4 separate regions of the Homo sapiens genome follow, and all the other regions are linked to region 2. The links are chromatin loops, found by intact Hi-C in ENCODE. Cell type or tissue: endothelial cell of umbilical vein. All regions are shown on one strand. Region 1 has its middle 220 kb from the start of SMLR1. Region 2 holds the start of TMEM200A (transmembrane protein 200A). Region 3 overlaps LOC105378003 (a long non-coding RNA gene). Region 4 overlaps EPB41L2 (erythrocyte membrane protein band 4.1 like 2).

Region 1 (8,000 bases), 240 kb after region 2:
TCTGCCGAGATGCACCACCCAATACCACAGTTTTGCTGTGGGATCTATGTAATCAGTCCTCCTGGTTGTCAAAGCATCATCTCTTGAGATTTATTCCAGTAATCTAAGAAGAAACATGAAAGTCCTGTTTGTAGCACATAATTGAATATTTTAAAGTTCCTTTTGGATTTCCTTTTCATATTTGCTTGCTGATTAACTGAAATCCATTTTCAGGTCATAAATACAAAACTAAGAGCAAAAATCAGAGAGAGTAAGGAAAAGGTGTCTACTGTGAATCCATAGAAGTGTTGATTACATATATACCTTATAAAACAAGGAAACTCAATTTTTACCTTGTACATGGTTTCAATTTATTGTTGTCTACAAAAATCTCCAACCCCTGATTTTGGTCAATAATGTAAATTTATTTCATGTTCTTTAATTACTAAATATTTCAGGTCTACAATGTATATGTAGATATATAATACTTGAGAGAGAGAAGAGAACTATTAGTTATAATAAATGTCATTACTTTGTGTTTTCTTCTCAGTGATTCAACATCAGTGGTTATCAAAGTGTGGTCCCTGAACCCAAAATAGTATCACCAGCAACTTTGTTAGAAATACAAATTGTGGGCCCAGGCCCAAACTTACAGAACCAGAAACTCGGGGGGTAGGGCCCAGCATTCTGTTTAACAACAAATTCTGATTCTGATGAATGCTTCAGCTTAAGAGCCACCATTCTACACCTTGCAGATGACTTCCAAATCGACATCTGTTTCCAAATGCCTAATGAACACAGACTTAGAGATATAGCACAATCCAAATATCTCAAAATTCAAGTTTGTCATCTCCTTGATAAAACCAGTTTCCCTTCCCTGTACTCCCTAATACTCCCTAATACTACCTGTACTCCTTAGCTAATCAGAGCTGTCTAATTACCAAGTGTGTTAGTTTTCTATTGATTGTTGCATTAAAAATTCCCCAAACTCAGCTCACATAGTTTCTGAGAGTTGGAATTCTGCGAACAGCTTAGCTGAGTGGTTCAGGCTCAGGATCTCCTGTGAGGTTGTGGTGGTCAAGATGTCAGCTGGGGCCGGGTGCGGTGGCTCACACCTGTAATCCCAGCATTTTGGGAGGCCAAGGTGGGCAGATCACGAGGTCAGGAGATCAAGACCACGGTGAAACCCCATCTCTACTAAAAATACAAAAAAAAAAAAATTAGCCCGGTGCAGTGGCGGGCACCTGTAGTCCCAGCTACTCGGGAGGCTGAGGCAGGAGAATGGCATGAACCCGGGAGGTGGAGCTTGCAGTGAGCTGAGATCGCCCCACTGCACTCCAGCCTGGGTGACAGAGCGAGGCTCCGTCTCAAAAAAAAAAAAAAAAGAGAGAAAAGAAAAGAAAAAAAGATGTCAGCTGGGGCCATAGTTATATAAAGACTTCTTTGGGCTAGAGAAATGACTTTCAAGCTCACTCACATGGGTATTGTCAAGAGGCCCCAGTTCCTTACCACGTGTGCCTACCATAGGGCTAATTACTAGAAGGCAGCCACTTCCCCCAAGCAAATATTCAAGAATAAGCAACCAAGGAAAAAGGGCACACTGATTTTATAACCTAATATCAAAAACCACACACCATCACTTCTGCCATTATTGGTCAATGAGGCCAATCCTGGTACAATGTGGGAGGGGATGACATGAGCATGAGACTACCAGGAGGTGGGGATCATTGGGAGTCATCTTGGAAGCGTTAACCGTGCCCAGACAAGTATTACCAGGAGATTTCCAACTCTCTTACTCTCACTGTTATATACAACCCATAGCCAAGACTCATCAATTATTCAGTATCTCCCATGCCTGTCCCCTTCATTGTAGTACTTTTCCTGACTCACTCTTCTATCTCACTATCTTGCCTCCAATCTCTATACTATTCCAACATTCCTTCTCACAGCTGGGTAACATTCCTAAAATACAAGCCAGATTTGCCACAACAGACCTTCAAAACCTCTCTTGCTTCCTATCAAGTAAGTGATTCTTACTTAGAATGGCATTTACAGCTTCCTCTGACCTAAGTATAATCTGTCTTCCCAGGACCATTTCCTGCTATAACTCTTCATTCTTCTCTCTCCAGGCCAATGATTGGATATCTTCCCCAACTCTTTGTTTCTAGCAAAGCTCTTTTGATATTCTATTTATCCAGAACAACCTCTTTCTACTCCAAAGCCAAGATCAGATGCTGTCTTTACTGATATTCCAGTCAGAATGAATTATTATCATCCACGGCATGTTATACCTCCAATACAGAATTAGTTGCAGCTGTAGTTAGTTGTTTAAGAGTCCCTATTTCACCTACAGATTTTAATCTCCCCAGGGTTAGGGGTTTTCAGTTATCTTTATTATCAATACAATATTAGGGTTTGTTGAATTAAAATATATAATTTCAATAGGCCCTTTCATGTGAGAGATGATTCATACTATTCTCAACAATGCAAAGGAAAGGTATTTAAGTTTGAAATAATCATGACTATTCCCCTAAAGAGTAGCCCTTCCTACAAAGTTTCTAGTTGGAAAAGTAGCCTACAATATCCAGGCTATATTTTCATTTGAAAGACTTTTCCTACAGACAGATGGGACAGTCTCCTTTTACAATGGAACCTAGAAATGTGCATGGAGATGGAAGTGGTGAAGGCTCGTAAGTGTGGCTTATAAACGTGTTAAAATCTAGGGTGATGGGAGCCCCTAAAGGGTTTTTACAAGGGAAGTACCTGATCAGATTTTTATTTGGAGGAATTGCCTCTGAGGGAATTACAGGCTACCTGTCTGAATTGGACGGGGACAGAAGTCAAACCAACGGGTGATGGTGGTACGCTTGTCTACAGTGAAGGCAGAAAAGATGGAAAGAAGAGAGTTGCTCAGGGGGTAGAACTGGCCAGACATGATGATTGATTGTGAGGGAGAGAGCTGAAGGTCTGGAATGATGCCCCGGTGAGGGTTTTGTGCCTGTGAATCTGGACCTAGGATCAGGACTCAGTGGGGAAAAACACCTTAGAGCATGAACTTTGCACAACATGGTACCAGCATCATTGTCATGTATGGAAGACAGCCCATTCTGGAGAGAGGCCACAGGAGCTATCAGGAAATTACGCTGACCTTTTTTCACAAATGAATAGGCTCAAAATTAGATTCTTACACCGACTGACTAAAGGGAAAGCTATTAAACTGTCAGACAAGAGCTCTCCCTGGTTTTTATGAGTTACCATGATTCATCGTTCCAGGGGAAGGAGCTGAGCAAGAATCATTTCCGTGGCTTCTCAGGAGTTCCTGAAAGATCACACGCTACAGCATGAAAGCGGAAAGACTGATTCATAATGATAGCACCAAATATCAAATCAAACATCTAAATACAAAGTGTGCATGCTTGATATGTGATTATCAGGCATGTGATGAGGTTTTACTAAATCAACTTGATTGTTCTGGTTAGTATTATGAACGCCCTTTCATCTGAGGGTAGGGATGATAGAGATACAGAAGATAGCCACATATAACACAAAATCTTTCTAACTAAACATAGTTGACACCAATTATGACAGTCTCACATATAACATGCTTCACGTGATTAAGGGTTCTTATATTACATGGTACATTTGAGTACTGGTGGGGAAATGGCCAATAAAATACAGCATATCTTCCAGGGAGTTTTTTAAACATTTGCATTTGGATACCCTGAGAGGAAGCAAGTATCTTTCAGCCCACAGCCACAGATATGCTTAATTCTCTCACCGATAGTATTGCCTGGCTTCTGAGTTGGGAAATCTGAAGGAGAACAACCAAGAATGCTGAAATGGGGCAGGGCGCGGTGGCTCACGACTATAATCCCAGCACTTTGGAGGCCGAGCCAGGCAGATTACCTGAGGTCAACATGGTGAAACCCTGTCTCTACTAAAAATACAAAAATTAGCCAGGCATGGTGTCACACACCTGTAATCCCAGCTACTCGGCAGGCTGAGGCAGGAGAATTGCTTGAACCTGGGAGGCAGAGGTTGCAGTGAGACGAGATTGCGCCATTGCACTCCAGCCTGGGGGAAAAGAGCGAGACTCCGTCTCAAAAACAAAAAACAGAAGCAAAAAGAGTGCTAAAATGGGTATCCTTGAGAACAATTAATACAAGTCACTGAGCTAATTTGAAAGGAGACAGAAACACAGGAGGGTCGCCCTGCAGCTTAGAGTATCTCCCTGCCCAGGATATGCATCATCCCTCTGAAGCCATGCTGGCCCTAACCCTTATTATTCCCCTTAATAGCTCTTAAGGTACAATCCCTAAAAAGTCTTAGGAGGCCAGGCCCTGTGTGTGTGGATCCTGCTCCCACTTCCAGATTCTTGTCCCATCACTCACTTACCTTTCAGCAATCTGACCTCCATCCCCACAGAGCATCGCAGGTCATCGCAGCAGAGCCCTGTGTGGCATCCCACCCAGCTCCCCTTTCAAGCCCAAGGCACTCATTTCCCCCAGCTGCTAGGAATTTAAGCTGCTTAGCTCACACCTGAGTCCCACTTTGGGAATTGCCCTCACCTGGTTCTCCTAAGGTCATGCCCCCACCTCGGGACAGAAGATTGGTCCATAAGTAGCCTCAGAGGCCTGAATTTTAGGCAGCTCCAAAGGACACTCCAACTCCAGAGCCTCCTCCTTTCCTTACAGGTGTTATTCGTGAAAGCACACCCGATAAACACCTGGCCACAAATCTCTGTTTCAGAGTCTGTTTCCAGGGAGCCCACACCAGGACACAAGCCCTCCTCATGCCTGCCCCAAAGCCTTTGTTTCTGTTCTTCCCTCTGTCTGAAACATTCTTCAGCCATCCTCCTTTCCCTCTTTCCCCAAGTGTCTCACCTACTCCTCTTTCTTAGTTCTGGGGTCACTTTTCCAAGAATGTCTTTCCTGAAAGTCCAGTCTAATTCAGGTCCCACTGTTCTATGCTTTCGTGGAAACCAGTTCCCTTTCTTTATAGGGCTTCCATTTGCAATTATGCAGACATTAATTTGCATGTCTGCCTTACCTACTCCAGTAAACTCCATGAGAGAAGGAGCTCTGTTCCTTCTCACATTGGTGTTCCAGCATACAGCAATGAATCTGGCTCAAGTTTGGAATTCAACGAATAGACATTAAATTGTCTGGTGGATTAATTGATTGATTGGTGGAGTGAATGGCCTCTGCCATCAAAGTCCTTTCTTTTTCTGATTCATCTTCCTGATAACAGGGAGCCCCATTTTCTGGTGACCATTCCTCACTGTGAGGTTTTTAAAGTGCAACCATGTGATAAGCTGTAATTATTGTCTTTACCAAGATCATCTTAAGCATTGTATGTTTCATCTGTCAAATGCTAATCATCTAAGAATGTTGAGGCTGAAAACAAGAGAAATGTATGCATCCTCAGCACTGTACTTTCATGGTAGGAATTCCAAATAGCTAATGGACAATAACAATAAAATAGCTCAGTATTAAAATCAGGATCACTACTTCACCAAAGTCTTTTAAAGTGTTTGTAGTAAAGTTGTGGGAGATTGAGCTCTAAAATGCAGAGGAAAAGAGCTCTTTTTACTTCTACTTTCAGAGACTTTTGTTCTAGAAATTATTTTTAGTGTCGGTAAATTATGCTAATTAAGACAACTAAACTAAAAAAGTATATTTAGAACCAAGAGAACATATTTTACTAATGGTTTATGATTTCCCAAGCAGATTTAAAATTAGATTTATGTTATTTTAAGATATTTTTGTTTATCCAGCCAAATGTCACCCTAAAGGTCAAGCTGGCCAGAGAAAAGGGAGAAATTACTCTCCAACCAGCATTTTCTAAGCACATTCACTGAGCAAGGAATTCAAAGCCAAGGTCATTGGTGTCAGGAGAGATATAGTCTCGGAGGTTGCTGAATGATTCTAAAATCTTGTTAAGGACTCTGAAAAAGAGAAGAGAAAAGCCAGATCTTGACAGGCCGGAGCTTGCCTGGTGCTGTCAGTACTGTCCTGGCACTCAGAGCTAGGTTGTGGTGCTGTCCTGCTGAACACAATTTCACAGAACACCCACATCAGTCAAGTCCCCTGTATGACTTTGATAGATCATGACAAAATCAAGACACTTCCAAAAGATGTCTGAACTTGTACAAAAACAAGAACATTGTCCAAACCCCCCAAAATATTAAACATCCCCTACCCTAGCTGATATGAAAGCTGCTTCTTTACCAATTACAGCTTTAGCCTCACTTCATTCCTCCTGCCATATAGATAAGATTTATAAAAGATACCCAGTCATAGAATTGCTTCCCAACAGCATCCAATCTGGAGCAAAACCTACTTCCTTGAATCTTCTCAAAAATTGTCTAACACAAGCCCAGATCATGTGGGTCCTTTCTACCACGTTCTTATTGAGTCACCCCACAGCTCTCCATGGTATATGGTCTTCCTCATTGGAACAAGTCAATAAACTCCATTTGGTTTAGCTATGGTTGTACTGCAGGTGGTCTTTCATTGGGGGCCATAGACAACTCTCAACAGAGAAAGAAGTAACATTTAGAGAAGATATGGTTACAGTCAAATTGCCTTTATTAAATATTTAAACTTGAAATATACACACTTATTTCCACACCTTCACTCTAAAGCCAAACCAATAATTTCATAGTGTAGTAAACATTTGGGGCAAAACAAATTATGAATCAAGTCCTTCCTGTATCTCAGATAGGAAACGATAAATGATGGAAAGTCAGGAAATATAATAAATAGGGAAACAAAAGGACTATAACCTTTTAAGTAGCAATTGTCAAGACCATTAAGTAGAGTCGAGTCCTGGTGAAGCACAGTTGTCATGGGGAATAGGAGAAGAGTGGCCTCCGAGGAACAAGGTGAGCCCTGAGTATTAGGGCCAAAGCTCAGGCATAGAACTATGCAGGCGATATGGTTTTGCAAGGCCACAGGCATCGTGCTTTCCTGCATATGCCTTTACCTAAACAGTCTGTTTTCTTCTCTATTGTAGAATATGTTATTCACTTACTTAAATTTCATCTGATTTAGTTCAATGGTATATGCGGACTTTTTTTTTGGTCTTTACATATCTATAAAGGCACTGTTATCCAAGTCTCAGGTTTAAGTCTTAAGTTTTACCCAAAAAGGTTTAGAATAATCTAAGGAAAGTATTCCTCTGTGATATATTTTTAAGCAAACAGACAGAGGGAAATCTGATTTATCCAATAATTAAAGGAATAATACTAAGTCTATGTATCTTTTTTATAATGGTATACTTAATCTGAGAACATCAGAGCATTATAACAAAGACATTCCATGCTACAGTCAGAGAAACTCACAGTCTAAGAGGTGCCAACCCTAACTAAACAGGCACAGTGAGGATAGTGTTGCTCCAACTGATAGTTCCAAGTAGTAGCTTCTTGTTTTTTAAGTTTATTTTAATTTTGATTTTTTACAAATGTCAAGTAAAATGTTACATAAAAACATGTATTGGGCCAGGCGCAGTGGCTCATACCTGTAATCCCAGCACGTTGGGAGGCGAAGACGGGCAGATCACAAGGTCAGGAGATCGAGACCATCCTGGCCAACGTGGTGAAACCCCATCTCTACTGAAAAAATACAAAAAAATTAGCTGGGTGTGGTGGCGCATGCCTGTAGTCCCAGCTACTTGGGAGGCTGAAGCAGGGAAATTGCTTAAACCTGGAAGGCAGAGGTTGCAGTGAGCCAAGAATGTGCCACTATGCTCCAGCCTGGCAATAGAACAAGACTCAGTCAAAAAAAAAAAAAAAAAAAAAGCATTAACAGGCAATATAGTGTGAAGATTAAGAACATAGACTACATTTAAACAGACTTGGGTTTTCAGCCTGACTCTGTTGCTTTCACAGAACATGACTGCTGTGATTTGGATGTGTCTCCCAAAGTTTATGTGTTGGAAAAGTCCTCTGTACAACAGTGTTAGGAGGTGAGATCTAATAAGAGGTTATTAGATCATAAGAGCTCTTCCCTCATGAGTGG
Region 2 (8,000 bases):
CACAGGACCGGGGCAAAATTAAAATTGCTAATGAAGTTTCGGGCACCATTGTCATTGATAACATCTTATCAGGAGACAGGGTTTGAGAGCAACCAGTCTGACCAAAATTTATTAGGCGTGAATTTCCTCTTCCTAATAAGCCTGGGAGCGCTATGGGAGACTGGGATTTATTTCATCCCTACAGTTTCGACCATAGAAGATGGCCACACCCAAGGGGGCCATTTTAGAGACCCACCCTCAGGGGCATATTCTCTTTCTCAGGGATGTTCATTGCTGAGAAAATAATTCAGCAATATTTCTCCCATTTGCTTTTGAAAGAAGAGAAATATGGCTCTGTCCCGCCCGGCTCACTGGAGGTCAGAGTTTAAGGTTATCTCTCTTATTCCCTGAACAATTGCTGTTATACTGTTCTTTTTTCAAGGTGCCCAGATTTCATATTCTTCAAACACACATGCTCTACAATTTGTGCAGTTAACGCAATTATCACAGGGTCCTGAGGCAACATATATCCTCCTCAGCTTACGAGATGACAGAATTAAGAGATTAAAGTAAAGACAGGCATAGGAAATCACAAGGATATTGATTGGGGAAGTGATAAGTGTCCATGAAAACTTCACAATTTGTGTTTAGAGATTGCAGTAAAGACAGGCATAAGAAATTATAAAAGTATTAATTTGGGGGAACTAATAAATGTCCATGAAATCTTCACAATCCATGTTCTTCTGCCATGGCTTCAGCTGGTCCCTCCGTTTGGGGGTCCCTGACTTCCCGCAACATGAAAGGGTATTCCCTGGACCCCTAAATAGCACGATTTAAACTGCATTATATTTTACCAAAATTGTGGCTTAATTCAGGTCTAAATGATTACTGTTTACAAACTCAGCTGTATGTGTGTACAGTCTGTTGGCTGTAGGATTAAGAAATCTTGATATTTATAAACATTTTAGAATTCAAGATGCCAAGTAGTTTTGTTCTAATTTAATAAAAACAGATCTAATAAAATTGTTAAGAAAAACCTTATTTTTCTTTACTCTAGATCATGATTATGGATGGATAAATCCCAAACAGAAAGATGATGTAGTGAATTTTAAAATTTTATTTTGTCAACTAATTTAATGTGGTTGTACTGTTTTGATTGAGCAGAAACTGCAGAATTAAATTCTTTTACAATAAATTTTCACAGTGTCTGAGAATGTTATGCTGAGAGGCACCCCTTCTTGGGTTGGGGAAGTATCACTCACACAGTGCCTGAGAGATTTGTTGAACATCTGCTACATGCCGACCCAAATGTTTTACAACTATAATTTTATTATCAGTGAACACTTAAATCAGTGTTATGTGGACATGTTAAAATTATTGGCAGTTTATGGATGAGGGCAATTAAACCCAGAATAGTCAGTAAAAGTTAATATTTTAGCCCGGCTGTTCGGGTCAAAGGCTATGCTCTCTGTGTAACACCACACCACCATCACCAACTGAAATGTAGCTAAAAAGGCAGCATTTGGGCTGTGCTTCTGGAAGGGACTGAAGTGAAGGCTGATATAAGCAGAGCACCAGGGAAGTCAGAGGACATATGAACAGTGCCCTAGTGCAGTGCTTTTCAAATATTAACATGCAGACAGATCACTTGAGTATGTTGCTGAGTTGCAGAGTATGATTTAATAGGTTTGGGCAAGGGCCTGAGATCTTGCTATTCTAACAGTTCCCCCGTGATGCAAATATTGCCGAGTCTCGGACTATGCTTTTGAGTAGTCAGGCACTAACGAAAGAATGACTGGTTCAGTACCATGGACAGTGGAACAGGTGGGCCACCACTACCATCTTCTCTCATTTCAGTCAAATCTCTATTATCTTCTACAGGTAGATTCTTGCAACAAAAACAGTCAAAATCTTTAAAAAGTAATTTTTGGATTTCTATAAGCTACTTGGTGATTATCCTTCAACAGGCACAAATCTGTTCAGAGGAAAGAACTGGGCTTTGGAAGGGAGAGAGTATGGCTCCTTTCACATTTCTAAATGGTACGCTGCCAGTGCCCCTCAGGCAAAAAGAATCTAATCAGGTTTATTATCTAACAAGGAGGTATCTGATTATCTAATATAGATGATTCTGTATCTAATACAGAATTTATAAATATTTAAGTAGTCGTATCAGCCTCAACATTATAAAACATCAATCTGAGAGGGGTTAGCACTGTTACTTGCACATTTAATGAACAGAAAAGAAATTAGCAACATCTTTCTGCTGTGAAATCCACTGAACTATTAGTCAATTGCACATAATGAGAAAGAAAACATGAAAAGTATGACAAAGTGCTATTCAAAATCACGGTGAAATAAAAATGACCTTAAAATTTTATTTTTAAATATATTTCCTCTACCTTTTTCTTTATCCTATATTCCTCCCCCTATTTACTTATTTCAAGAATAAAGTCAGAAAGTTCATTTTCTTTATTGACTTTACCCTCTACTTTGAAAAAGCACCCATGGCTGCTAGCAGAAATACTACAGGGGTTTTAAGACTATCAATCTATTTCACATCAAGAACAAAGCCATTCAGATAAAAATCTAGCAAACAATTCTATTTTTTCCCATTGAAGACATTTTTATTTTCTGTTTAAGGATCCCTTCTCAGGCCTAAAAATGCTATGGGCTACATTTAAGGCAAGAGGAAATGAATATAATCCCACACAAATTTTCTAATAGCCCTTCTCTTAGCCTTGTTACATGACCTCTTAAGAATACTCATTCTTTTTCATTTCAACGTATGTTTCCAAAATTAATTCATTAAATATGAATTGCCATCCATCAGACTTTTATAATACTATACCAAGAGTGAAAATGTTGATCTTCATATTTTGACCTTTTTTCATGTTAATTCTTGATTCCAGAGGAAGAGCCTTTTTTTGATGATGTTAATTGCATTAAAACAAGTTTGATGTGAGTGTATATATGTTCAATCACATATGTATTGAGGATCTGTGACTTGTAGGAAGAATATTATACACATCATTTCATTCAATTTTCACAACACTTTGAAATAGATACTTTGTTCCTACTTAAGGGATGGGAGAAATGAGGTACCAAGTCCCTCTGTTAGTAGGTGGTGGAGCTTGGATTACAGGACACTTGGATTACTCTCTTTCTACTATGCACTCTTATAAGATGGGCTTGTTCTAGTGGAAATTTACATATCTCATATAGACACAGCAAAAAATATTATGTGTGAAGTGCAGTGCTACTTGATGGCGAGAAGTAGAAAATAGTTGACTTCTATCCATTATTTCCAAAGCCGATGTGTAGCTGAATTCAAAATCCATTACTGGCATGGTATATTCACTGTCAGATGGGAAGATATTGGCCATTAGTAAGGATAAATAATTTACCTGAGATTCCCTTGAGCACTCAAGGTCAGGGAAAATTTATAACTAATGTGTTGAGAGTTGCTCGGACTACTGAATTGCAAATAATCCTCTATTTACAGGCCATTTTACCCGCCTCTTCTGAGACTAATAGTAATTATTTTAAAAAGAAATCTAAATAATTCCCTTTTGGTGATTTTACTTAGTCTATCTTTCTTCTTTTTTGGTAAATCACTAAAATCTGAGTTCATAGTTCATAAATGAGGAAGCATCAATATCTGTGGCCTTAAGAATGTGCTTATTCCTTTTTTCATGGCTCTCATCAGTCTCTTTTTGAGGACGGCTCAGTCACTCAATGCTTAAAATGGCTAGATGACCATTTTAAACGTTTTACCATGGGTCTTAGAGAGGATGTCACCTCAAATGATCTATGGACTATGAGCCTATTCCTATTACTCACTCCTTAGATAGTGAGGGGAACCAGGAGGTGTTTCCTCTCAGGAGCTTTACAGACAATGTGGCTTCAGGGTGTTTCTTTATAAAATGTAGAGGTAACTAGGAAGAGGGCCCAATGGAAGCACACTCCTTTGATATGGTGCTTGACAAACACATTTAAGAAAACCTAAGAGAATTGAGCAGGTGGCTGTGGGCTAGAATACTAGATGCAGGTGGGGTAAAAATAAAACCACAGATGGTTTATAAAGGTGACTCATCCTTCCCCCACCGTAACTCCTTTAGTTTTCTTTTCTTTCTTTTTATAAAACATTTTGATTGTGACATCTCCACTAAAAGTGCCCAATCTCTAAATTCTTCTAGTCAAGGCAAGAAGGTTATACCACAGGAAATCCATTTCTACAGTCTCTTCTCATTGCCATATCTGATTTTAAAGACTTTTTTTTCTAATGTGGAAATTTTTGCATGGCTCTCCCCCACCCCCCAAACACGGATTTTATACCCCCCCAGAAGCAAACTTTTCTTGAAAACGAGATAAACAGATCACACGCCGAAATAAACAAATACACTGCACCAGAATATCATACTTGCCTTCTATCACTTAAAACAGATCCAGGGGACACAAGCATAGCACACACCTTGTGCATGCGGCTGGCCTGCACAGGGGGTGGTTGGAATATCCGGTAATTAGTTTTACATGAAACTTTACTTACGGAATTGGCCTGCATATATACAGTCATCACCGTCTTTGCCGAATTAGAGACGACATATTTTACTCTGTGAACAGGCCAGTCTCCACTCACTGGATGTTTGGGGTCAAGGAGGAGTAACCTGAACCTCTCGTTGGCTTTGATGTTTGGAGTCGAACATCCGCACTGCTCATCGAAGACCCCCGTGCTTCAGTTCCCTCTGTCTTCCATTTCCCCCGCCCATGGTTCTCGCCCCCCCAAGCCGTTCTCCGGAACCCCTTGCCGGGCCGGCGGGAAGCGTGGACGGAGCGGGCCTTGGCCGCGTCTTTTCCGGCCAGGTTTGGTTTAGCTCGCGCAGCGCCCGCGCAGCCCGCCAGGGGGACCCCGGCCCGCCGGGCGGCATCTGAGGAGAAAGCGTCCGAGGGGCGTGGAGCCAGGGTCCTGCGGTGCCTGCTCCGGGAATACTGCGAGTCGGCTGGAGCTCCCCAGCCGCTCCGGAGAACTGGGGGAGCCGGGTCCCTGGCTCGGTAACCGGTGGTCCCGCGGTAGCTAGAGGCGGGCCCCACGGGTGGGTGTGTCCGTTTCCGCACGCCAGCCTTCCAGCCCGGGAAGAGCGCCTGCAAGCGGGTACTTTGTTCCCAAAGATGGGTTTTGTCTGCGGGTGATTTGGGCTCTCGAAGTGCAACTTTGTGGCCGGGACGCGGATCGGCCGGCCTGGGCTCCTGCAGAGCAGATCCTGTCTGCGTCCTCCAGGAGGAGTGGGTGGCAGGACTGGGGTTTCCCACAGGTTTTGGGGCGGCGGCGAGATTGGCACGGTCCGGGGTCGCAGGCGCGCAGCCACGCCCCTGGAAGTCCGCCCCGGCCCCCGCCCCCAACCCGCCTCTTCGGGGCTTTATGGCGTGAGGTTTGGGGCTGGGATCCATCTGGAGCCGAGCAGAAAACTTTTCCCCTCCCGTTCCCGGTCCCTTTTGTCTTTCTTGGACGCGGTGGCGGCGCCGCCTGAGCGGCGACTCCCTCTCCCCTGCCCGGCTTGCTGCGCCCGGTGCCCTCCGAGGGCAGGCGCGCCTGGACTCTGCGCCCGGATGGCGGCGGCCCTCTGTGAGCACCGGCAGCGGCGCATCCCCTGCCCCGAGGCCTCCGGTGCCCCCCCGGCGCGGGCATAGGGGCGCCCCCACCCTCCGTCCGCTTGCACCCCTTGCCACCCGCCCCCTCGCCTGACTCATCCGCCCGCGGTGGCCGCCCGAGCCCTGGGATGGGGAGGGAGACCGCGGCTGCCCGCGGCGGCCGAGATTCCCGCTGACGCCCCCGACCCTGCCGCCTTCTTCGTCCGCCTCCAGAGGCGCCCGACGTCCCGACAGCTCCTGGAGTGAGACCAGGACTGAGAACAGGGAGAGGCGACCCGACCCCCAGGGCCCGGTGCTCAGGACAGGTGAGGGGAAGGAAAGGGTGCTGACGGGAGTGGGGAGGTGGGTGGGCGGCCACCGCAGCCGAAACCGGGCACTTCTTCAGCCCTCTGCCCTCCCCTCCCCTCCGCTACAGCCTCCAGAGTTAGGTAAACGCTGTCTCTCCTAAAGTTTGGGAAATAAACCAAGTCCGCCATCAGGTCCAGACTCCCCAGTCCCGGGAGCGCGAGAGAAGCCGTGCGGGGCAGCCTCCAAGAACCCGGAGTACTGGAGCGCCTGGCTGGGTTTCTCCAAGCAACACCCTCCTTTGTCTCGGTTCCTGAGAGTCAGCATTCTCTGTAATGTCCACAGCGTTAATTCATGATTGAGCAAAGTATGGTCAGGGTTTCGTAAAGCAGTATCTGGATGGGGTAGAATCTACACAGGCAAAATGGAGAGGCAAAGCAATTATTTGCAAAATTCAGCACTACTCTTCTCCCTGTAGTCTTGTCTGTAAGAGAAAGGACTGAGGGCTTCTAAGATTTGCTTCATTAATCATTCTTTTGCTATAAATTGTTCCAGCCAACACTTCACATTGTGTAGGCGCAAGCTCTCTGTGTGTATTTACCGCTGTTTGATTTAGAAAAATGTGTGTGTGTTTGTGTGTTTTTTTTAAATAACAATTCATTGTTCAGTACCGGGCATTGGTAATGTCGGAGAGAAAGGCAGATGCAGCACATACAGGTAATTGACTAATTGGAATCAGCCTTAGTCCGGTCCACCTTAGTCTGGTGTATTTAAAAACTAAATATGTTGGACTAAAGTGTCTCTTGCCTTGTCTCTTCTGAATACCTTCAGAAGTAGTTATGGACAACTGCATAGAAAACATTTCAAGAATCGATGATTATTCTTGTTTATAAGAAAGAATATTGAACTCTCGGTTTTGCAATCAAACCAAGTTTGAGGCACACTTTCTATAGTGCTGTATGCATAAATATTACCAGAGCTTGTGAAAGCTATTTACTTTGTCGTTTCTTGAATTATGGAACACTTATAAAAAGACCTTCAATTTGTTATTTGGCTACTGATACTAGAAAGCATTATCATTTTGTGAAAAGTAGACTAAATTTTGAAACTTTTTAAACCTTACTTTATTTTCCCACTGTTTACCTACACAGAAGTATGTAGTTGTAGTTTCATTCTTTATAAACACCTCAAGTGAAGAATAGAAGTCCTTCTAAACAGAAAATAATGCTTCCATTAAGTGGAAACTATAGTTAAATGCTTTGACAATTTAACAGTATGATTTTTTTACTGTAAAAAACACACACTGAGGTGTTTAGAATGATTTTTTAACCAAGTCCTACTAGATAGCTCATAATTATGAGATAATGTAACTATAATTTGTAACCCTGGTTATAATTAGCTTTGTATCTGGGCTGGGAAAGCCTTCATTAGAGTTGTATGGAAAGTCCCTGTAGGTAAATTCCAGGCAGTTAGCACAGAAAGGCTTCACCTGTTGCCTTTGAGGCAGGTCTAGGTAAATGCTGTAGTGTCTGAAGACACCCGTAATCAGAAGGGATTCTTCAGGAAAGATCATTGTAAAGAGGGATGGCTGTACTTGTTATTTTAACTTAGTGGAATTTTTAGTGAAGCTTTTGAATACTACAGGAGTTAGATTGTTATATTTGGACTTGTGTAGCTTCAGAATTTTGACAATAGCTCATTGGCCAGAAAAGGATAACTACTGACATATAGAGGGAACGGATCTGAACTGATTGGTTAAATGCTGTACTTCTCATGATGACTCTTAGCATAAAGGAAAGAAATTCATATTTAGCTTAGGAAGATAGATAAGAACAAAGATAAAAGCAAATGTCAACTTTTACATTTCTTAAGCAAAATTAGTAGAGGATAAAAAATAAGCCCTTGTAGTCATACACGTTACTTATCAAATAGAGGGTAGAATTTAAAAGAGGAAAAATAACTTGTGCAGCAACAGAAATCCAAACCTGCAATGAGATGGACCTCATTTTATTAAGGAATGTATATCTGATTTACAGTTTTATCAAGCAGATCCACTTGTTCCTGGACTTACGCTATGTTTTGTCTGCTGA
Region 3 (8,000 bases), 390 kb after region 2:
CTACAGAAGTGTGGTTGTCAGGGACTTGGTCACAACTCAAGGCTGAAGAAAATATTTTTTAATTTTCTATAACTCAATTTCTGGCCCTAGGCCCCCATTTCACTGGGGCATCCCTAGGTTATGCTGATCTTTCTGTATTTTTACACATGACTAAAAGGATGGTGGTGGTTCCCACATGTCACTGCCCTTGTCTGCTTGGCCCTCTTGGCTCTGGAGGCTCTCTGAGCTTCCTCTGCCACCCACGGCTGTGGGGATCTTCTGGGAGGCAACCCAGGTCCCTCTTACAGATAAACTGCATAACCATACCTCTCCAGCATCTCATGGGAGACCCAACTAGGTGATGGGTTAGAAAGTTTGGTGCCGGTTCCCAGGTCTCTCATGCCCTCTAGAAGCTTCCTTTCTTTTTTTTCCCCTCCTGTATTCACCTGCCAAATATGTTGGTTGTTTCCACAAATAACCCACCCTTCTTAGTGTCTACGAAAATACTCAGTGTTTTTCTAAGTGATTAGGCTTTTGTAAAGCAAAAGCCAGGAACACTTGTAAGCCAGTACTGTTTTCCCCTCAGCCACATAAATCCCTAGAGGCAACAGTCTTATTATCTACTTCCTAAAAAAGAAAACGAAAAGAGAAATGGAAAAATATAAGAGAACCACAAAAACAAATTAATGTCTTAAACGATTATGTAGCCACAGTAGATTTGGTAAAAAGCATCAGAAGAGAAATAATAATTAACATTCCACATAGTTCTGCCGTTGTGGTTTTTAAAAATAGGTCTACAATTCTTTGATATTCTTACTTTCTAGAGGTGGAACTTAATTTCCCTCCCCTCAAGTATACGGTGGCCTTAATGACCAGCATGTAATGAATAGAAAATTGCAGAAATGATGAAATGTCACTGAAGTGAGGTTATGAAAAGACGGAGGCTTCTGTCTTGGGTGGTCTTGGCTAGCTCTCTCTCACACTGTCTCTCTTTCTCTCTTTCTCTCTCTCTCTCTCATACTCTCTCTTCCTTGGATTATTTGCTCTGGGGGAAGCCAGCTGCCATGTTTCAAGCTGGCCTGTGGAGAAGCCCACTGGAGAGGAACAGAGGGAGGCCTCTGGCCAACAGCTTCTGAGGAACTGAGGTCTGTCAACAACTACATGAGTGAGTTTGGAAGTGGATTCTTCAGCCCCAGTTGAGATATGAGATGATCGCAGCCCTATTTGACAAAAATCTCACAAGAGACCACCCAGCTACATACATACATAAAACGAGTTGGAACCAAAGGTGGCAATCTAAGACAGACACAATTTTAATGGATGAAATTAAATTACCAGTAGAAAATAAGTTATTTCCATGTCAGTTGGTCAGAAGAGGCCATTTTCATGGCAACATACTGAAAAATTATAATAATGAAGATAAGTTTAAATAGAAGAAAGGACAGAGTGAACAATTTTACCAGTCTATAAATGGGTTAAGTGAGATGCCTGCATTACCCTGCCCAAAATCAATAGAAACATATGCAAAATATGTGATGCCCCACCCATTAAAACTGTATCTGTCTGCTGTTAGCATTATAACCCTGCTTTGGAGTTCCAAAATTTGCTTTTCTTTCCACTCTGATATTTATAATCAAAGACTTAATTGCTGTAACTTCGAAGCAATTTAAACAATGCTTTGTTAGAAAAATTACCCTTAAAAGTGTGATTTACAGAGAGCATACTGGGTTAAGCATTCACAATATCTCTGTTGTCATAGCAACTTGCAGTGTGAGTTTAACCCAAAGTGGTAAGGTAACTAGAAAAATGTTGGTGATATTGGAATACAGAAAGACACATATACTACAACTGACATGCTGTAGCCTTGACATGGAAATTCTAATGAGCATTTTAAAAAGCAAAAGTCATTTTGTTTTATCTTGAAAATGCAACACCTTAACTAAACCAAATACAGATCTAAAACTAAACCAGAAATTACTGAAAATTTAGATACAGTTATTTGTATCATCCAAATAAGAAAAGTTTGGTTTCATGCTTCTAGAAGTTAAGCATGAAAAATAATTTCCAAAGGTTATGTTTGATCCCTACTTGATGATTTCTCTTTCTGTATCAGGAATGTACTTAAAGAAACAAATCTGGAGCTATAGTTCTATAAAAGATTATAAGGGAAAAAAGAAATGACATAAATACTTTGATAAAATAAAATAATGTTCTGCATCCCTGTTCTCTAAAATTTCAGAACTTACGCCATATGCCTACGTGGTTAAATACACAAAATAACGAAAGGACTCAGAACCTTAACAGAGTCCATCGAAAAGATTTTATGTGCATTTCTAGTTCAGGTTTTATTACTAAAGGTGCCATTTAGAAGCTCCTTCTAAAGATATGCCCTGCAGACACCTTAAAATAACACTCAACAACAAAAATATTATCTTGGTGATAATTTTACTGTCCTTTTCATAGGGGGTATATGGTAATAACAGGGTAAGCCTGGACAAAGCAATTAAGAATAAGAAGTGTTAATGCTCAGTATTGTTTATGTATGTCACTGTAATTGAAGGGGATCAGAATATGCTACTCCAAAATATGTGCTTTGGCATAAAGATTATTTTGAGCTGAAAACGTGTGAGATTCAACAGATGTAGAAGGAAGCTTTCTCAGAGCCTCCCTGATCTGACTAAAAGCAGAAACTCCTCAATAATAAGGACTGCCATAGAGCCCTTCTCCCAGGGAAGGTTTATGGCCATGAAGAAGATGGAAAGATGACACTGAGATGGATCTGCACAAACAAACCTTGCTTAGATAGCTTTTATCTTCTGTAAGTTTCCTCCATGTCATTACCATTCCTCAGTTTTCAGCCCCTAGAAGTCTAAAAACCCCTTTCCTTTGCCTTGACATGCCTCCACAATGTATGACTCTTTGTTAAATAGGTATATAAGCTCTCAGGCCTATCTGTTTCTTGAGATTTTCATGTGTTTTCTAGGAAGGTCCCTGTGTCGCAAAAAAAATCCAATAGAACTTATATGCCTTTTATCCTGTTAATCTGTCTTTTGTCAATCTAATTTGCAGGGCTCCAGTCAATGAACCTGAGAGTAGAGGAAAAATATGTTCCTCCCTTACATCATTGAAAAATCCATGCCAAAATTTTCCCCTTTCTGGAGCATTTGATAGTGAGGACTGGTATCAAGATAAGTCAGTTTTGAGTTCAGAATCTGGGGGTTACAGTACAGAAGCGGAGGTTTTCTGGGTGAAACAGAGAAATAGAGAACAATAGACGAAGGAAGAGAGATTGGGAAAAGCAGAGACCCAATTTGTTTCCCTACCCATTCTCCACTGGACTGTGCTTTGGGCCTAGCTCTAGGGGACTGTGGGAGAGTCAGCTTCTGAAAGATTAGAAAAATATCTGTCTTGTTTGTTTTTCAGGCCTTTCAATTCCTGAAATAACAAGAAGAGATGTGTAGCTGTGAAGGGAGGTTCAACCTCTCCTGGTCTTGAATCCCTTACTCAACTTCCCCAGGCCCTGGGTATATGGTTTCTCCTTAGGGCAGACCTATAAGGAAGTCAAAATGGGTATTTCCTGCATTGTCTCTCCCCACACCTTCTTCTCGGGAAGATCTTTAGAACACACCAATGCGTACTCCCATTTATTTAGAATTCAAATACAATGTCCTTCCAGTTCAATCATGTGTAAAATGGAGGTTTCCTGACTGCTTTCATTGGTGAGCATCAACAACACCAACAGGAAGAACAGCAGAGGCCACATCAGCCACAAGCCACCCTGTCATCTAATGAATGCCAATTAAGCGCCAAACACTACCCTAGGCATTTTATAAACATTAATCTGACAAATTTCTCACAATGATCCTATGGAATAGGCATTAGTACTCTCATTTGTTGGATGAGAGATCCAAGTCTGACAAAGAAAACAAGCAGCAACACAGCTGTTCTGTTTTCTGAATTTATCTTTTAACTTGATTCTCTTATCATCTATATGGAATTGAAAGCTTCTTGAGAACTTATTCTATTTTGAACTGCTTCATAGTACCTAGCACAGTAATTTATTTGGGGGTTTTCTTTACTTAATTATTTTAATTGACAATAAAACACTGTATATGTTTATGGTGTGCAACATGATGTTTTAATACATGTATACATTGAGGAATGGCTAAATCAAGTTATTTAATATATGCAATACTTCATATACTTATATTTTTTGTGGTACAGACACTTAAAAACTACTGTCTTAGCAATTTTCAAATATACAATATATTGTTATTAACTGTAGTCACCATGATATACAATAAATCTCTTGAGAAATTTCTCATTCCAAAATGGAAGCATAGAAGCTAGCTGGCACCACTCTCCCAACAGAAAACCAAAAACAAATATACAGCCCCAAGATTATCACCAGCAATAATATCCAAAACTAAAATATGAGAATGAGACAGTTCCTGAGGCCACAAAGAAATGAAGAAACTCAGAATCTCTTAGTAGACAGTAAGAGAATCAGACTTCCATGTCTGTGACATCCTTCCCCCAATCTGCCTAGCACCAAGTGCACAGAAAATTTTTCCCTGACTCATGGTTTCTCAAAAAGTGAGGTGAAGATGGACAACTGGCTTCCCCATCATCTTGGGTTTCCTGGCAGAAGATCTGTCCTTGCCTCAGCCCCAGGAATCAACAGGAGTGCCTGAAGGGAGAAATAGCCCTGAGGACAGCCAAAAACAAAGAGGGGAGGCAGGACTACCATCCTAGGCCTGGAAACTGCTCTGTAATTCAGCCAAAGGAGATGCCAAATCAGAGTGGCTATTCAGCAGCACCATGCTATAGGATTGTCCTGCAGGTTTCCTGGGCATGACACCCTAGCCAGTCTTCCCACTCTATCAGGATATTCCCTTTGGGACATTTACTAGAACCTAGACAACCTGTGCTTAAAGCACCATCTAGTGCTCAAAGGGAGGCAGTGACCTGGTCGGGGTTGGGAGGAAAGAGAAAATCAACTGGTAAATTATAAAGAAAGAGCACTCCCTTATTTACTGCAGCACTATTCACAACATACAAAATATTGAAATTAACCTGTGTCTATCAGTGGATGAATAAAGAAAATTTGGCTGCATATACACAATGGAATATTATTTAGTCGTAAAAAAGAATGAAGTCCTGTCATTTGCAGCAACATGGATAGACTTAGAGGTCATTATTTTAAGTGAAATAAGCCAAGCACAGAAAGACAAATATTGCATGTTCTCACTCATATTTGGGAGCTAAAACAGTGGGTCTCATGAAGGTAAAGAGTAGACTGGTGCTTACCAGAACCTGAGAAGGATAAGGGGAAGATGAAGAGAAGTTATTAATGGATACAGATATACAGCTTGATAGAAGAAATAAGACCTAATGTTTGACAGATAAGTAGGGTAGCTCTAGTTTATAATAATCCATTATATATTTCAACATAGCTAGAAGAGAATAATTTGAATGTTTCTAGAATAAAGAAAGACAAATATTTAAGATGATGTGTATCCCAATTACACTGATTTGATCTGTACAAATTATATGAATGTATTAAATTGTAACATGTACCCCCAAGACATGAGCATGTATTATGCAAAAATTTAAAAAATTGGCCATCACGAAAAAAGAGTTAGTGAATTTGAAGACAAGTGAACGAAAGTCATCTAAATTGAAGCACAGAAAAGGTAAATATTTTTTAAAATAAACAGAACCTGATTTACTTGTGGAATAATATCAAGCATTTAACATATATGTAACTGGAGCCCCAGAAAGAAAGGAGAGAAAAAAAAAAAGTCAAGCAAAAAATTACATTTGAAGAAACATGGGCCAAAATTTTTCTATATTTAAGCAAAAACAGATTTGGGAAGCTTAGTGAATTCCAAATAGGATAAAAACAAATAAAACCACAACTGGTAACATTATAAGAAAACTTAAAGAAAAAAAAATGAAGTGAAAACTCTTAAAAGCAGCCAGAGTTTCAAAAGATTCATCCCATAAAGGGATCAATCATAATAATTATGGTTTTCTTTTCTTTAGAAAGAGTAGAATCCAGATGACAATGGAACATCTATTCCTGGAAAAATTCTTTATGGTGGATTAGCTACTGGTTCAATTTAATGATATTTCCACTAAAACTATTTAAGAAACATCACATGCAAGTTACTTAAGAAGCAATATAACTTGGCCGGGTTCAGTGGCTCACACCAGTAATCCCAGTACTTTGGGAGGCTGAGGAGGGTGGATCACATGAGGTCAAGAATTTAAGACCAGTCTGGCCAACATGATGAAACCCCATCTCTACCAAAACATTCAAAACTTAGCCAGGCATGGTGGTGTGTAATTATAGTCTCAGCTACTTGGGAAGCTGAGGCACAAGAATCACTTGAACCCAGGAGGTGGAGGTTGCAGTGAGCTGAGATTCTGCCACTGCACTCCAGCGTAGGTGACAGAAGGAGACCTTGTCTCAAAAAAAAAAAAAAAAAAAAAAAAAGGAGCAATGCAACTTACTGGAAAACACCACACCATAAAATTATGATAAGATATAAATATTTTCAACAGAAAAATGAGACTCAAAGATGTTCTGCTAAGTCCGTTCTCATGCTGCTAAAAAAGACATACCCGATGCTGGGCTATTTACAAGAGAAAGAGGTTTAATGGACTTACAGTTCCACATGGCTGGGGAGACCTCACAATCATGGCAGAAGGCAAGGAGGAGCAAGTCACATCTTATATGAATAGCAGTAGGCAAAGAGAGAGAGACTGTGCAGGGAAACTCCCCCTTATAAAACCATCAGATCTCATGAGACCCATTCACTATCACGAGAACAGCACAGGAAAGACCTGTCCACATGATTCAATCACCTCCCACCGGGTTCCTCCCACAACACATGGGAATTCAAGATGAGATTTGGGTGAGGACACAGCCAAACCTTATCAGATGATTAATGGGTACAAAAAAATAGAAAGAATGAATAAGACCTACTATTTGATAGCACAATAGGGTGACAATCATAAATAACTTAACTGTATATTTTTAAATAGCTTAAAGAATGTAATTGGATTGTTTTAACGCGAAGGATAAATGCTTAACAGAATGGATACCCCATTCTCCGTGATGTGCTTATTTCACATTGCGTGCCTGTCTCAAAACATCTTATTTACCTCATAAATATATACACCTACTATATATCCACAAAATTTTGTTAAGAATTTAAAAATAAGAGAAATTAAATACACAACTATAATTCAAGACATAATGCAAAAACAAAAATCCAACAAAAAAATTGTTGTTTTTTGTTTGTTTTTGAGATGGAGTCTCACTCTGTCGCCCAGGCTGGAGTGCAGTGGAGCAGTCTCGGCTCACTGCAACCTCTGCCTCCCAGGTTCAAGCGATTCTTCTGCCTCAGCCTCCCAAGTGCTGGGATTGCAGGCATGTACCACCACGCCCAGCTAATTTTTTTGTGTTTTTAATAGAGACAGGGTTTCACCATGTTGGCCAGGCTGGTCTTGAACTGCTGACCTCAGGTGATCCACCTGTCTCAGCCTCCCAAAGTGCTGGGATTACAGGCATGAGCCACAGTGCCTGGCCAAAAATATCATCAAGTTTAAAGGAGCACGAGACCGTCTCTAGTTATAGAGATTAAGGAAATCTTCAGAGCATTTGAGATGGACCTTGAAGGATGAGTAGAATTTTCTTAGGGAAGAGCATGGAGCAGACAGTGTGCACAGAGGCAGAAAAGTAGAAAACCATGGAGTGGAAGAGGGCATAATCCAATTATTCAGTTCATCTCTATCACCAGTGACTACCAGAGGAGTTGTCAGAAATATCTTGGGTAGGCAAATTGAGGCATCCTGTGAGGGGATGTATAGGTCATCCCAAAGATTCAGAATGTTATTCTGTAGGTTATGGGAAGTCATTTTCCACCTGCCAGGGGTCTGGCAGAATCAAGCTACATTCTTGGGGAAGATGAATGTGGCAGATGGGCTAGCAGCAAGAGGGACCTCAATCC
Region 4 (8,000 bases), 480 kb after region 2:
CAACATTAGATTTACAAACTTTCAACGTCGCTTTCACCGTTTCAAATAGTGATGTTGGCAGCATCATCAAATTACAGAAGAGCTGAAAACAGATTTTGAAATGCTACTTTTCACAAAATACTAAGACTTCTGATGAAAAATATCACTCAAGTTTGTTTTTTTAACCCTTTAGAAAAAGAGAAGTGACAAGTTTAGAGAATAAACAAACTTTATTTTATAATAGTATTACAGGAAGCAAAATATCATTTAATACAACTTGAGGCTGCTATAAATCTAATCTGGCATCGTAACTATACATAGGGTCAAAGGCAAAGGAAAAAATGTTCAATATAGTTAATAAGTCCCTATCGGGTCTCTGGTGCCAGCTTTAAATGGTATAACTTTCTTGTAACCAACAGAACACCACCACAGCCCCCTCCCCCTCTCCCCAGCATCCTCAAACCTGTGTGAATCATAAAACTATCTGAAAGAGATAGGCCTGCTCAATAACAAAAGGTAAGTTTTACATGTGTAGACAAAGAGGTTTAATACAAAGCAAGAGTTCTACCCAAGTGTTCAAATAATGGAAAGAATTGAAATGTGGGTATGTTAAGAAAGAAAGCACTAAGGTTTTAAGCTGCCTGAATCTTTTAGTAGAAGGGAAGAAAGTTTTCTCTTTCTCTTCCCTCCTGTTCTGGAATGCTGCCGAAGGGCATGTGTCTGACAAGCATTGGCACTGTGGTGCGGCAGGGTCTCTAAGCACAGTGCACAGTCAGTGAACTTCTTCATTATTCTCCAGTCCAGAGATTCTGACTCTCTACTAAAAGTAGAAAGTCACAGGACTGGAAAGTCAAAAGGGTCCAATATAAAAAACATCCCTGTGAAATTCTCAAATATTAGAAAATTTTCAAGATGTAAGAAAGGCTTTTAATCTGTATTAATATTTTCTCATACAGTATATTTGCTGCAATTTGAAAACTCCGTAAATATTTACTGTGAGAATTCAATGAAAAGAATCCAGAAGAAGGAAAGCCACTATCTAAATTAGTCACAGAGTTTCCTTTCTGCGCAACAGCACCTGTTCAAGTGAACAGCACCTTACCAGCTTGGGCTGGCTTTGTTCACTGTCATTTGATCAAAGTGAGTCATTAAAAGCAGGTAGTTGCACACAAAGTAAACAGAAAACAAAACCAAAACCCCTTAATTAACAACAACAAAAAGAAAGAACTGAGAATATTTAGAAGTGGTTATAAAACAAAATAATATATTAAATGCATGGGAGCAATATAGACCAGAGCTGGTAAGGAAAGGTTTGGTGTTGGCATTTTAATTCTTCAGGCTTCTGGTCATTGTTACCAGTTGTAGCATAAATTCGCTGGAATAGTGGTGTGGCATTAAGACTTGGAACGGTCAAAAAATCTTCAGGGGTTCACAAAGTTGAGTGTTGTTTAAAAAATGACTTTCTAGAAGAGAAAAAAAAAAAAAAAACAGAAGGCTTAAATATTCCAAAAACACAGGCTTGAAAAAAATGTTAAGTAACATTCATCAAGTTTTCAATCAAGTAATCAACAGTTACTGTCTGCCTAGTCTTACATTAAATAGTATGTTTACCAGAAGACAAGCATGAGACACTATTCCACTCTCGAGGGCCTTAAAATACCTGGAGAATTGACAAGTACGCTAGAAGCAACTGGCAAATAAGAGTTCACTGCAAAAGAATTTATTAGCATAAAACAGAGACAATTCATATGTAAGAATTTAAAGACAGAAACCAAGGTAGGTTTTAAAGCTATACTCAGGGAAAGGGAAAGTCAAAGTCTATTTTCTTTGTGCTAAAACGAATGGAAATGGTGCTTCAGGTGGAAAAACACAATGAGGAAAGAGGCATGGAGGTGAAGAAGTACACAGTATTATGACAGTAAGATGTATGTTGGGGGAGGAGGCAGAAACGAATGGAAGGAATAGGACGGTGAAGAAAGGGACATTACTAAAGTTGAGCATTGGTATAGTGAGTAGTAAATAAAGGTACAAAATATTAGGTCTATTCTTTAATAGACTGAGAAGTACCAGCTTGATCTAATTGACCAAAAAAAAAAAAAAATGAATTAAGAAAAAACATTTGGACGAAAAGACCAGTTGGCAATCTACTACAATGGTCCAGGGCAGAGTGCAAGAGCCACAGAGAGATAGAAGACTGGTCAAAGAACTTGGGGTTGGCCAGTCATGCAGGGCATGATAAGCCCAGGAAAGGAGGTTGGGATCGTTTCTTCTTTGGTTTTGAGGAAGGGTTTGTCATGGTGTGATTTACGTTTTGAAAACACTGCTGTGGCTTCAGTGTGATGAATAAGCTGAAGCCGGCAAGGAGTAGAGGCAGGAACAACAGTCAGGAGACCAGTGCAGGAGTCCAGCTGGATGAGGAAGATGACAAATGTCAGGCATTCCTGCCAGATGGCCAGGACCCAGACTTGAGTGGTCACCACAGAAATCAGGTGGGAGAGAAATTTGAGAGGCACCACTAAGGAGAATAATCAGAGTGTGGTGGTTAAGAAGTAAGTATAAGACAGGATGATAAGGTTTGGAGTCTGGGACCTCAAAAAAAGGAGAGAATGAAGGCTTACAGCCTGGGTGAAGCATTAGACCTAGGGATATAGATTTGGGCATCAGAACAAGGGATAAGTGAAACCAACAGATAGAACTAAGTCTCATGTGAGCATAGGAATAAATGAAAGCCACAGAGTCTTGCAGAAGTCCACAATCAAAGGTAAGTGGAGAAGACTTTTTAAAAAACCCATGATGGTGCAATGGCCCTGAAAGAGAAAAGGGTTTTAAGGTGGCAATTGTTTCATTTTATATTTGAACTTGGTTGGAAGTTTTGGCAAATGATAGGTAATCACAAAGGACAGTGCAGAGTGGTAATTAACGTCTTTTCCAAGAGACACTGCTCCCAAAGTCAATTAGAATGTACACTCTTTTGGTTAGGTAAAATTAAGTCTTGCTTTAATGAAAAAAGTTCCTACCATTTAGATTTATCACAGATAATATTAAAGCCTCTTGATTATTCAGGACAGATTGATTAATCAACTTCATTGTTTTCTACCCTGTTGTCTGCCTTAGGTTATTTCATTACTCATTAGTACTTCTGTTTGATTCTAGGCTGGGGGAAAAAAAAATCAATGGAGAAAATAGAAAGTCTTTTTTTAGGTTAGTAATTATGAAAAGAAATGTGGGGGATGATGAAGGGAAATGGATACAATTACCAATCAAATTGGATTTGGCAGTTATATGACACCTTCAGTCATGGAACCTGTTCTTGTTCCTTCAGAGCTGGTATTTCCATTTGCTTTGTTTAGTAAATATGCATCATTTGTTGAACACAGCTGCCATTTTGCCTAGTTTATGTTATTAAAAAAACAAACCCCTGATGCTATCAGGGCCTGAAAACCTACAGAGAGAACAATGTTTAGGATTCTAGTCTCCATTTTCTCTAGGCCCTATGTCACTTTATTGCTTTGCATCTGTTTTCATCAAAAATAAAAATTTCACTTTGTAATGAGTCATAAATTTGTAAAGAAAAGCTAAAATTAAACTTGTTTCAAAGTTATTACAGGAAACTAAGCATATGTTGGAATTGAAGGGATCTTGATCTCAAAAAACTTCAACATTTACTGAGCTAAATATAGAGAAAAAGACATAGTTACCCAAATAAACTCAAAATGTAATTTATTTCCATTAATAAACTTTTTTTCTGGTAATGAATATTATAAATGATAACCTTCATGTGCTCTTAGGATTCCAAACAGCTTTCAGAATCATTTTATTGCCATTTTAATGTTAAAACTTATTTATTTTCTCATTCTTTAAAAATCAGTAAATCAAGTTTAACTCTGAGTTATTAGATATTGTGTCAAAACATCCCAGTTCCTTATTGGCGTGGATGAACAAGAAGTAACTTATTGTACGAAGACTTTATTTACATATCCACTTATCTTTTTTGACTGTTTCTTGCACTTAAACACATGTAGAAATACGTTCCTAAGTACTAAACAGTTAGCTTTTGAGCTAGAAAAGAGAAAAGATAAAGACAGAATCACCAATGTCACTGCTACATAAGCATCAGAAATACTGTACTTTTCTGTCCTCTGGCAGGTGTCTGTGAGAAATAAACTTAATATCTGACAATTTTTTACAGGCTAGAATTTGGGACTAAATGATTTATTACATATTCCAACCAAACTGAAAACTAGGCAATGGCTCTTCATGTAAAAGCTGTAAAAGTTTCAAGAACATTCTTTTCTTTCTCTAAGCTTGAATTCTACTCATATTCATAGAAGTCTGGGCATCTTTGTCAATACAAATTGGCAGGCATTAATTATAGACATTAATTCAACCTGCTTTCACTTTTACACTATCACAGGTTCATCCTGAGTTTGGGTAAGATCATAGCTGTTAAGCATATGGATTATACTTTATGTATTAGAATTGTGGTGAAGTCAACAAAAATAAAAGCATTCATACCACTGTTCTGTTTCCAAGTGTCACTGTTCCACCCTGGCCTATACAATGTCAGTAAACATTCTAACTACTATAGTCACATTCCTTAGTCTATGTCCCCCTCTTTTGGCCAATGTGAGAATAGATCAATGTGGCTCAATTTCATCTAATCACAGGAGTAATTCTATGTTCAAGTTCTTCAAGGATATATGTTGGTTGCATGCCTTGTCTTAAGCACTCACAGAGGGATCAGAGAGTTATTTACCCTCTCAGTGCACCCAATGAGCAGTGGTGAAAAAAGTCCATACATACAAGTTCTATGATCTTGCCCGAAAAGCACAATCTTTGAGTTTCTAGAGACAAAGGGCTCATGTATTGATCTCAATCTTGAGTGCTCTACTCCAGAAATTGACTCAGTAAACTGATTTCAAAAAGCATTTGACAGAAAATACTAGCAATGCTGCCTTTAAGTGGTACAGCACTCATCTAGAGAGAAGTCTCAATAAAAATGCAAAAATGTGGTTTTCCCCCAGATAATACAACAATGCAAATAATACAAGAAAACAACATTTCTTCAGATTAATGAACATTCAATTACCACAGAGCAATAACATAATCAAATATTCTGAAAACGGGAATGAAATATTTACTTAAGGCTGGGCATGGTGGCTGACGCCTGTAATCCCAGCATTTTGGGAGGCTGAGGCAGGCAGATCACGAGGTCAGGGGTTTCACATGGTGAAACCATGTGGCCAACATGGTGAAATCCCGTCTCTACTAAAAATACAAAAAAAAATTAGCTGGGCATGGTGGTGGGCGCCTGTAGTCCCAGCTACTCAGGAGGCTGAGGCAGGAGAATCACTTGAAGCTGGGAGTCGAAGGTTGCGCAAGCTGGGATCGTGCCACTGTACTCCAGCCTGGCCACAGAGCAAGACTGTCTTAAGACACTGCATTTCCTAAGCAAAAATGAACTCTGTGCACTCAGGTGTAAAATTAAATTTTAAATATGATACTTTATGGATTTGACAGTTATTTCAAATGCTGAACTTTTCATTTTATTCTTCTTTTATCCTCAATTTGCATATTTGATTTTAATTTCTAAACAGAATTTCCATTGTTTAAATTATAAAAATCAGCTGGGCACGGTGGTTCACTCCTGTAATCCCAGCACTTTGGGAGGTCGAGAAGGGCAGATCACCTGAGATCAGGAGTTTGGGACCAGCCTGGCCAACATGGCGAAACCCAATCTCTACTAAAGACATAAAAATTAGCTGGGCATGGTGGCACACGCCTGTAATCCCAGCTACTGGGGGGCTGAGGCAGGAGAATCGCTTGAACCCACGAGGCAGAAGTTGCAGTGAGCTGAGATCATGCCACTGCACTCCAGCCTGGCTGCCAGAACGAGACTGTCTCAAATAAACAAATAAATAAATAAAATAAAAATCCCAGAGCCAAAAATGCAAGCATGCTAAATTTCCATTTGGTTAAACCCAGAAAAAAGTCAATTCTTAAAATGTCTGTATTACCATTAAAATATACACGAAGTGTAGCCTGCAGCCCCTGAGGACTGCTGAGTCTCTTTAAGGGGACCATAGAGTCAAAACTGTTTTCATTATCATACTAAGACATTATGTCCTTTTCAGTGTGTTGGCATTTTCACCAATGGTGTAAACAAATAATGGTGAGTAAATCTACTGGCAGCTCAGCCTACATAAGTCGAAGCAGAGGAATCAAACTATATTTGAGGTAACCTTATTCTTTTTTTTTTAGAGGCAGGGTCTTGCTCTGTCACCCAGGCTGGGGTGCAGTGGTGCAATCATAGCTCACTGCAGCCTTGAACTCCTGGACTCAAGGGATCCTCCTGCCTCAGCCTCCCAAGTAGCTAGGACTACAGGCACATACCATCACACCCAGCTAATTTTTAAAAAGTTTTTTGTGGACACAAGCTCTTGCTATACTGCCCAGTCTGGTCTCGAACTCCAGGCCTCAAGCAATCCTCTCACCTCAACCTCCCAACGTGTTCGGATTACAGGCGTGAGCCACCAGGCCTGGCCTGGCACCTTATTCTTTACCAGTGTGCACTTGCAGTAAAATAGAGAAGACAGTTTCACTTAAGGAAGTCCTTGAGGACACAGAAGAAATATTAATTTTCCTACATCTCAAGCCTGAGTGCATCTTTTTAATATTCTGTGTGATGAAATGGGAAGTATGCACACGCCATTCCCGCTGCATACAGAAGTACAACAATGTCTAGAGGAAAAGCATCTATGGGAATGTCTGAACTGTGAGTTGAAGCAGCTGCTTTTTCATCAACCACCTTTCTTACTTGAGAGAATCACTGACAGACAAGGGATGTTATTCAATTTGGATACTAGGTAAACCTTTTATTGAAAATGAAGTTGAGCCTGTCGCCTCAAGAGAAACAATTGACAGTACTTGTTGCCAATGATAAAATGCAAGCTTTTAGGTGAACATTAGAATTTGGAAAATGGTGTTTTGGCCACCATGAGCTTGATAGCTTCCCGATATTAAGACTCTTGAGGAGATCAGTGGCAGCGAATGACCCTTTTACTGTCTCCATCATTTTACCTTTTCCAGGATGTCATACAGTTTGATCATACAACATATATAGTCTTTCTAGACAGACTTCTTTCACTATGTGATGATTTTTAACTTAATAAATATTTATAAAACTTCTCAGTTTTGACTTATGATAAATTTCAATAGATACAATTCACATGAACAAAATCTCTTTGGGCCTTCAATAATTTTTAGGTGTATAAAGTGGTCCTGAGACCATTCAGTTTGAGAACTGCTTATGTCCAATCTGCTATCACTAAACTACTGCCGTTTTCTTCTGTCACAGATATTTGTGTATCTGCTGAGTACAGGGAGAAATTAAATCCAGTGTTTTTCTCTGCAGTCAAATGAAGCACAGTATCTGTTCTACAAATAATTCAGCAAAATGCTTTTGCTTTTCCTGGTTTGCTGGAACATGTTCATGCTGTTTGGAGACCCCACCTTCTTAGGAGGCTCTTCTGTGGGTCCTTTAAGGCCCAAGTCCCATCTTCAGGCCTTTTGGGACTGGGTTGACCTTCCTGAGCCCTGTGTCCTCTGAATGAACTGTATTACTCTCAAAGGCCTACATGCTAATATAACTTTACTTCAAATAGTAATAAAGATACTGAGCTTCATCTGACTGAAAAGCAAAAAAATATCGGATTTAACTTTTATAGATGTTCCTATGATATTTTACTCCTGGCTTTGCTTCCAAGTTAAATTCAATCTTACTCTTAGAGATGTCCAGTTCAGTATCCCCATTACTAACTGTCTGAACCAGTATCTTGATTTCTTTACAGGGTACTTCATCTAATCTAGAAGCTTTTCAGTCAATCATACACACTACTGATAAATTCATATTACTAAAGGACATGGCATGTAAGACCATCTGCAATTTGCCTTCAACAAATGTTTCCAGCTGTGCTGAGAACTCTATACATAACCACGATGGAGGTTTGCTTTTCCCGACA

Evidence for each region. Peaks named below come from ENCODE experiments on the same cell type or tissue, not always from the same donor. Only the 100,000 strongest peaks of a DNase experiment are listed, where the experiment ranks them.
Region 1: it touches region 2 in a loop (8-fold over the local background); 4 of 110 quality-filtered maps call a loop at or near these places.
Region 3: a loop joins it to region 2, with 10 times the contacts of the local background. A loop is called at or near these places in 4 of 110 quality-filtered maps.
Region 4: a loop joins it to region 2, with 14 times the contacts of the local background. A loop is called at or near these places in 9 of 110 quality-filtered maps.

What each region holds. Positions count from the first base shown.
Region 1 is chr6:130,599,221-130,607,220 of GRCh38, forward strand. No RefSeq gene overlaps it. Among named protein-coding and RNA genes, the nearest start is that of SMLR1, 220 kb to the right of the region's middle. RefSeq lists an enhancer at 2,740-3,939. In endothelial cell of umbilical vein, no CTCF peak of the experiment used is centred here; DNase peaks (open chromatin) are centred at 2,071 and 3,251; H3K27ac peaks cover 2,891 bases.
Region 2 is chr6:130,360,595-130,368,594 of GRCh38, forward strand. It overlaps TMEM200A (transmembrane protein 200A), which reads left to right and starts at 5,423. Exons shown (of 3, transcript NM_001258277.2): 1 at 5,423-5,930. It also overlaps a transcript of SAMD3 not described here. RefSeq lists silencers at 1,697-1,897, 4,857-4,956. In endothelial cell of umbilical vein, a CTCF peak has its summit at 4,868; no DNase peak of the experiment used is centred here; H3K4me3 peaks cover 1,675 bases; H3K27me3 peaks cover 1,432 bases.
Region 3 is chr6:130,755,289-130,763,288 of GRCh38, forward strand. The region is part of intron 1 of LOC105378003 (a long non-coding RNA gene); the gene reads right to left. Among named protein-coding and RNA genes, the nearest start is that of SMLR1, 68 kb to the right of the region's middle. In endothelial cell of umbilical vein, a CTCF peak has its summit at 4,928 (motif pointing left); a DNase peak (open chromatin) is centred at 4,913; H3K27me3 peaks cover 188 bases.
Region 4 is chr6:130,839,157-130,847,156 of GRCh38, forward strand. EPB41L2 (erythrocyte membrane protein band 4.1 like 2) reads right to left here. Exons shown (of 20, transcript NM_001431.4): 20 at 191-1,442. Among named protein-coding and RNA genes, the nearest start is that of SMLR1, 16 kb to the left of the region's middle. In endothelial cell of umbilical vein, a CTCF peak has its summit at 4,601; a DNase peak (open chromatin) is centred at 4,585.